2 separate regions of the Homo sapiens genome follow, and region 2 is linked to region 1. A link is a loop called in an ENCODE intact Hi-C map of the cell type or tissue named here. Cell type or tissue: adrenal gland. All regions are shown on one strand. Links, peaks and the distances in the headings refer to the core of each region. The heading gives the core; the rest is flanking DNA.

Region 1 (2,903 bases), core at 253-2,752:
AAAGAGAAAGGTCCTGAAATGATTGTCCATGTTGCTGTTGGATCCCAGGAGGGATAGAACGCTGGCTCCTGGCCTGGCTGCCTTGAGTTAAAGGTCACTGAGTCCCAGGGCCTCTCTGGCTGATGCCTCGGGGAAGGGGAAGGAGGAAGCCTGAGGTGGCCAAGGAGGCAGAAAAGAGGGTCGCATGCACGGGTCTGAAGCCTGCTGCTGCTCAGAGCCACCCCACGGGCCCACAGTCACCTTTCCTACCTCTGTCCTTCCAGAGGCCTCCCTGTGCCTGGAGACACCCTGCTGGCAGTCTCTTCTTCCCATTCCGTTCCAGAGATTGACACCGTCTGCTCTGCACCGGGGACTGTTCATCTCAGCATGGATCCCCATGCACTGCTTGCTTCTGAGGGGGCCTAATGCATCCGTGGTCCTGTTGGCTAGAAGGAGACTGGGAGTCACCTTCCATCAGGTGAAGCCAGAGGAGACCCTGCCACCGAGCTGGGAGGGACCAGGGGACAGGGTGCCCCACAGACGTCCTGGTGGAAGGTGGCTCGGGACAGTAGGGTGGGTGGGGCCTGGGTTGGGAACAGTGTGGGCTCCCTTTCCATCCCTCCGCATTCTCCCCCTGGGTGGCAGTCAGCCGGCAGGGTCTGCTGGAGCAGTGACCAAGGTCTGGGCCATTCTCAAAAGAAAGTACAGGCAGTTGTATTACCTGCTCAGGCTGTTAGAACAAAATATCACAGACTAGGTGGCTGAAACAACAGCAATGTATTCCCTCACAGTTCTGGAAGCTCAAAGTCCAAGATCAAGGTGTTGTCAGGGCCGGTTTCTATTGAGGCCTCTGACCTTGCCTACAGAGGACCGTCTTCCCCGTGTGTCTTTGCCCGGCCTGTTCTGGTGTGCACACATCCCTGGTGTCTCTCCCACTTCTTATAAGGACACCAGTTGTATTGGCTGAGGGTCCACCAGCTTCATTTTAGCTTCATTACCACTTTAAAGGCCCTGTCTCCAAATGCGGTCACACTCGGAGGTACTGGGGGTTAGGGCTCCAACATATGGGTGGGGGTTGGGTGGGGACAATTCAGCCTATAACAGCAGTGGGGGTTAAGAGAAGGTGCTGCGGGGAGAATCAAAGGAGAGAGGCTTAGAGGCTGGGCCCTGGGGTAGACACAGCCTGCAGCAGGGACAAGGGTGCCAGACTGATAACCTGGTGTTGGGTGGGGGTTTGGGTGGAGGGTGGCCGTCTAGGACCCTTAGCTGGGGTGGGAAAGGGCAGGTAGAGTGAGTGGTCTTGGGTGGCCGTGGGTGGCTCCCCCGCCTCCGCAGTTAGCCCCTTTCACATTTTCCCAAAGCTCCTCTTGGGTTTTCATTAAGACTGGAACTCACTCAGAAAGCCCACCCCCGGAGCGAAGTCTTTCTCCTGGCCTAAACAGCACCTCCAGGCCCCCTTGTGAAGGCTGGTTCTTTGGTCTTCAGATTGTTAAGGCACTGGGTTTGTGTCAATGGGGTCCTGGCATTTGCCTTTGGAAACCGGAGGAGGGGTGGTCAGATATTTGGAGGCCACACCAGGCAGTGTGGCCATCTAAAAGTAGCCGTAGGCCCTGCGAAACAAGCAGGAAAGAGGATAATGGCAGAGTGGGCTGCTTCAATTTCACTTTAGGCTAGCCAGGGGATGTGGGCAAGGCCGGTGCCTGTTGGCTTTGTGCGGGCGCTGCTTGGGTTTTTTAGCCACAGTGGTTTGCAGCCCTGTTAAGACAAATGATTGTGATTAGGAGGAAAAAGTGCAGAGGAGCTGGAGAGAGCCCCCACCCACCACCCACGGGAAACAGGAGAGAAAGAAACAGATGCTTGGGGCTGGCACTCGCATTAATGGGCAGACGGTTGTCATGCTCGACTGGTTTGGCTAGTCAGCCAGAGGCCCCGGGAAATAAAGGGCCTCTCCTCACACTGGCTTGTGGAGCAGTTGAGATCTCTGAGTTTCTCTTTGTCCTTGGAGAACGAGCTTTTGGGGAGGGGGCGACGGTCTAGGAACAGTCGGCTGTTGTTGGGGGTGGGGAGGGAGGTTGGTCTGAAATCTTCCTTCCCTACTCAGCAGGAGCGCCTAGGACACATGGCCCAAGACAGCAGGGCTGGCTCCAGCCTTCCTTCCTGAGAGCTCTGCAGTCCATTTTCTGCTTTCGTTTCCTCCTCCCCATGGCTGCATGCTGGCCTCCGCTACCGGGCTGCCCAGCAGAAGCACCAAGTCCACGCAGCTCTCTCTTGCTTTCTCTCACTCATGCCACAAAGGACCAAAGCAAAGTAAGGATTTTCATGCAATGGAATACAACTAGGCAATGAAAAAGCCTGAACTACTCCTCCGTTCAGCAATGTGAGGCAGCACCACAGGTAGAATGTGGAGAAGAAGCTAGACATGAAAGGGTAGGTCCTGTGTGATTCCATTTATCTGCACTCCTAGAATAGGTAAAATGAATCTATGGTGACAGAAGTCAGAAGGGTAGTAGCTTGCTTGGTATCAACTTGGAAAGGGCATGAAGGACCTCTTGGGCTGCTGGAAATCTATAGCTTGATCTGGATGGTGGGTACATGTGTGAATGCATCTTCAAAAATTCATCAACTTATCTACTGAAGATGTGTACACTTTATTTTTATTTTGTTTTGTTTTATTTTTTTGAGGTGGAGTCTCGTTCCATCATCCAGGCTGGAGTGCAGTGGTGTGATCTTGGCTCACTGCAACCTTCGCCTCCTGGGTTCAAGCAATTCTCCTGCCTTAGCCTCCTGAGTAGCTGGGGCTACGGGCACGTGCCACCACATTCGACTAATTTTTGTATTTTTTAGTAGAGATGGAGTTTCACCATGTTAGCCAGGCTGATCTCAAACTCCTGACCTCAGGTGATCCACTCACCTTGGCCTCCCAC
Region 2 (2,903 bases), core at 302-2,801, 200 kb before region 1:
TCTGGTCTCCCTGTTTTCTCCACAGTGTTAGGAGGAACTTTTCCAGCACTGGCTACTCCTCACTTCTTTGCACAGGTCAGGCAATCATTACACTTGCTCCTTCTGGAGCTGTTTATTCCTGAAGCTGGAAACTGCCCAAGGAAAAGTCTTCAAAACGAAACTGACCTGAACGGAACTGAACTGAACTAGATAACCACTAACACTGGGCAGACTCCAGTTACCCTGGTTTTAATAATTAGTTGTCATGCACGATTCTCTTGACTTGTAGGCCTCAGGTTTCTTCATCCATAATATAAAAGAACTTCTAGATCACCTCCAAGATTCATGCTGGCTTAAAAAACATACTGCCATAATTTCGTGATGTTTCCCTGACTTTTTACTATTTCCTCTCAGAAACACAGGGATGGCATCACAACTCAAAGATTCAAGGAGCATGGAGTCATAGAAACCTGGGTTCATCTCTCAGCTTCTCCACTTACTGGCTGTGTGCCCCTTGGGCAAGTTACCTAACCTCTTTGAGCCTCATTTTCCTCATCTGTGGAATAGAAACAATGCACTTTGCCTCATAAGGTTATAGTGAGGATAAAATAAGCTCAAAGTACATAAAGCACCTAGCATTACGTCTTGCTTCATAGTAAATGCCAAAAATGGCCAGGCGCGGTGGCTCACGCCTGTAATCCCAACAGTTTGGGAGGCCGACGCGGGCGTAAGCCCGCAAACAGCCTGGCGAAAACCCGTCTCTACTAAAAATACAAAAATTAGCAGGGCGTGGTGGCAGGCGCCTGCAATCCCAGCTACTCGAGAGGTTGAGGCGGCTGACTTGCTTGAACCTGGGAGGCGGAGGTTGCAGTGAGCCATCACGCCACTGCACTCAAGCCTGGGCAACAGAGTAAGACTCTGTCTCCAAAAAAAAAAAAAAAAAAAGTAAATGCCAAAAATTACTTCCCTTTTCTCCACCCCTAAGTGGAAAATTGGCCAAAATAAAACAGTATCAATTAAAAAGTCCAATTGTTTGGGTGGCACTCCAGGGGTTTGCCTGCCTCCCTGCCTTCTCCCCAGGGACTATGCGTGCCTGCTTTTCAGATGTTTAGACCTTCTAGCTCTGCCAGTCTCCATCTCGGGATGGAGTCCATAGGAGGCCCCAGCGTTAGAGACATCACAAGCCACCACAGAGAGGAAAAGAAAAGACTAAAGGAGGCGACACACTCGGAGAAGTGACCCTTCGGGGAGAGCCCGCCTGGGGTCTTGAGCTCACCAGCGAGGAGCTCCTTTTGTAAGGCCGGGACGACCTCGCGCAGCAGAGAGGCGCTAGGCAGAAGCCTCTCCGACGCCGCGGGGACCCGGAGCGGCGCTATTGAAGCCATAAACGCGGCAGGCCCCGAGAGAAGCTGCTCCCAGCGCGCCTGCTGCGGGGCCCCTGCCGCCGCGGAGGCGCAGATGCCGCACTGCTGGACCACTTTGGCCTCCCTCCCCGATTGGCCACACCTTTTTATTCCCTTTAAAAAAACTGCTTGAAGAATCTTTTCATTCATATTTCTCTAGTTGGGGTGTGTGTGTGTGTGTGTGCATGTGTGTCTGTGTATATGTGTCTGTGTGTGTGTCTATGTATGAATGTGTGTGTGTATATGTCTGTGTGTGTGTGTGTGTGTGTGTGTGTGTAGTATTTCTTTAAATCTCTATTTCCCCGGACCTTGCTGTTTTCTCCCGTGGGGGGCGAACCCTCTTTTTGATAGCTGTTAACATCCAGCATTAATCTATGCAGACAGCCTGGGGAGGTCAGCCTCACTGTTGCCCAGCTCTGCGAGCAAGGATGTGGTACTTAACCACTCTGTGCCTCAATTGTCTCATCTGACAAATAGGGATACCAAGGCCTGCTTCTTTACAGGATTAGTATAAAAGTTAAATGAGGCACTTTACAGAAAATGCATAGCCTGGTGCCTGGCACACAGGGAGTGTGAACTGCTGCCTTCTCTTGATGTCTTCATCACAAATGGGTGAACGCAGTCTAGGTTCGTAAATGCCTTCCTTCATGTCAGCCATTACCTCCTACAGGAAGCCCTACCTGATTTCTCTCTATCTGGATCAGATTTCTGCCCCGGTCTGGATCAGTTGTCCTTCCTGTATTCTCTTAGAGCACTGATCACACTCCACTCACTGGAGCTGTCTGCACACATATCTGTTTCCTCCACCAAAGCGGGAGCTGCAGTAAGGAGTGTGTTTTATCCAACCATGAAGGCTATGAAACTTAGTAGGGATCAGCAAGTGTATGCTGAGTGAATAATGGAAGCTTCCATTCATGCAGTCGGTGGTTAAAGACTTAAGACGGCCTGAACCTGGAGGCTGAACCATGGAGCTATCTCAGTGGTAGCACCGTGGATTCTGCTTTTCCCCTTAACAGAAACAGTTCCAATGTCATTGAATCACAGAAAGTGAGAAACAGAGATTGGAAGGTCAATTTTGTTATTTTCAGATCAGGAAGTGGAAGCCTCCAGAGGCCCAGAGGTTTATGGAGTCCTCATGCCATGCCAGAGAACCGTGGCAAAGCAGTGCTCCCATCTTGACCCATTGAGCTCTCACTCACTTGTTGCTGCACTGAGCCAGGGCTCACAAATGGCACAGGGATGGCCTCCTCCCAGGCTGTCACCTGAGGGAGGCTGGGTGGTAGAAGAGATTTATGTAGGACACAGTGAAGGTGGCAGACCAGCCTTCCCCGGAAGTGGGGGTGGGGGATGAGCTTGGGAAGGAGGCCCCGCCCCAGTCCTGGATCTACAGCCTACCACTGTGCAAGCCTGAGCGACTCATAGACGGCCAGAGCATGAGAATGGGATGGGGCCCTAGAGATGATCCATCCCGACCTCCTTGGTTTATGGGAAAGGAGACCAAGGCCCAGAGAAGCAATCCGC

What was found. Peaks named below come from ENCODE experiments on the same cell type or tissue, not always from the same donor. Only the 100,000 strongest peaks of a DNase experiment are listed, where the experiment ranks them.
Region 2: a loop joins it to region 1, with 4 times the contacts of the local background. A loop is called at or near these places in 11 of 110 quality-filtered maps.

Annotation. Positions count from the first base shown.
Region 1 is chr2:201,966,140-201,969,042 of GRCh38, reverse strand. No RefSeq gene overlaps it. Among named protein-coding and RNA genes, the nearest start is that of FZD7, 66 kb to the left of the region's middle. In adrenal gland, for the core only: no CTCF peak of the experiment used is centred there; no DNase peak of the experiment used is centred there.
Region 2 is chr2:202,169,869-202,172,771 of GRCh38, reverse strand. The region is part of intron 15 of KIAA2012; the gene reads right to left. Among named protein-coding and RNA genes, the nearest start is that of KIAA2012-AS1, 54 kb to the right of the region's middle. RefSeq lists an enhancer at 1,054-1,872. In adrenal gland, for the core only: no CTCF peak of the experiment used is centred there; a DNase peak (open chromatin) is centred at 1,281; H3K4me3 peaks cover 361 bases; H3K27me3 peaks cover 343 bases.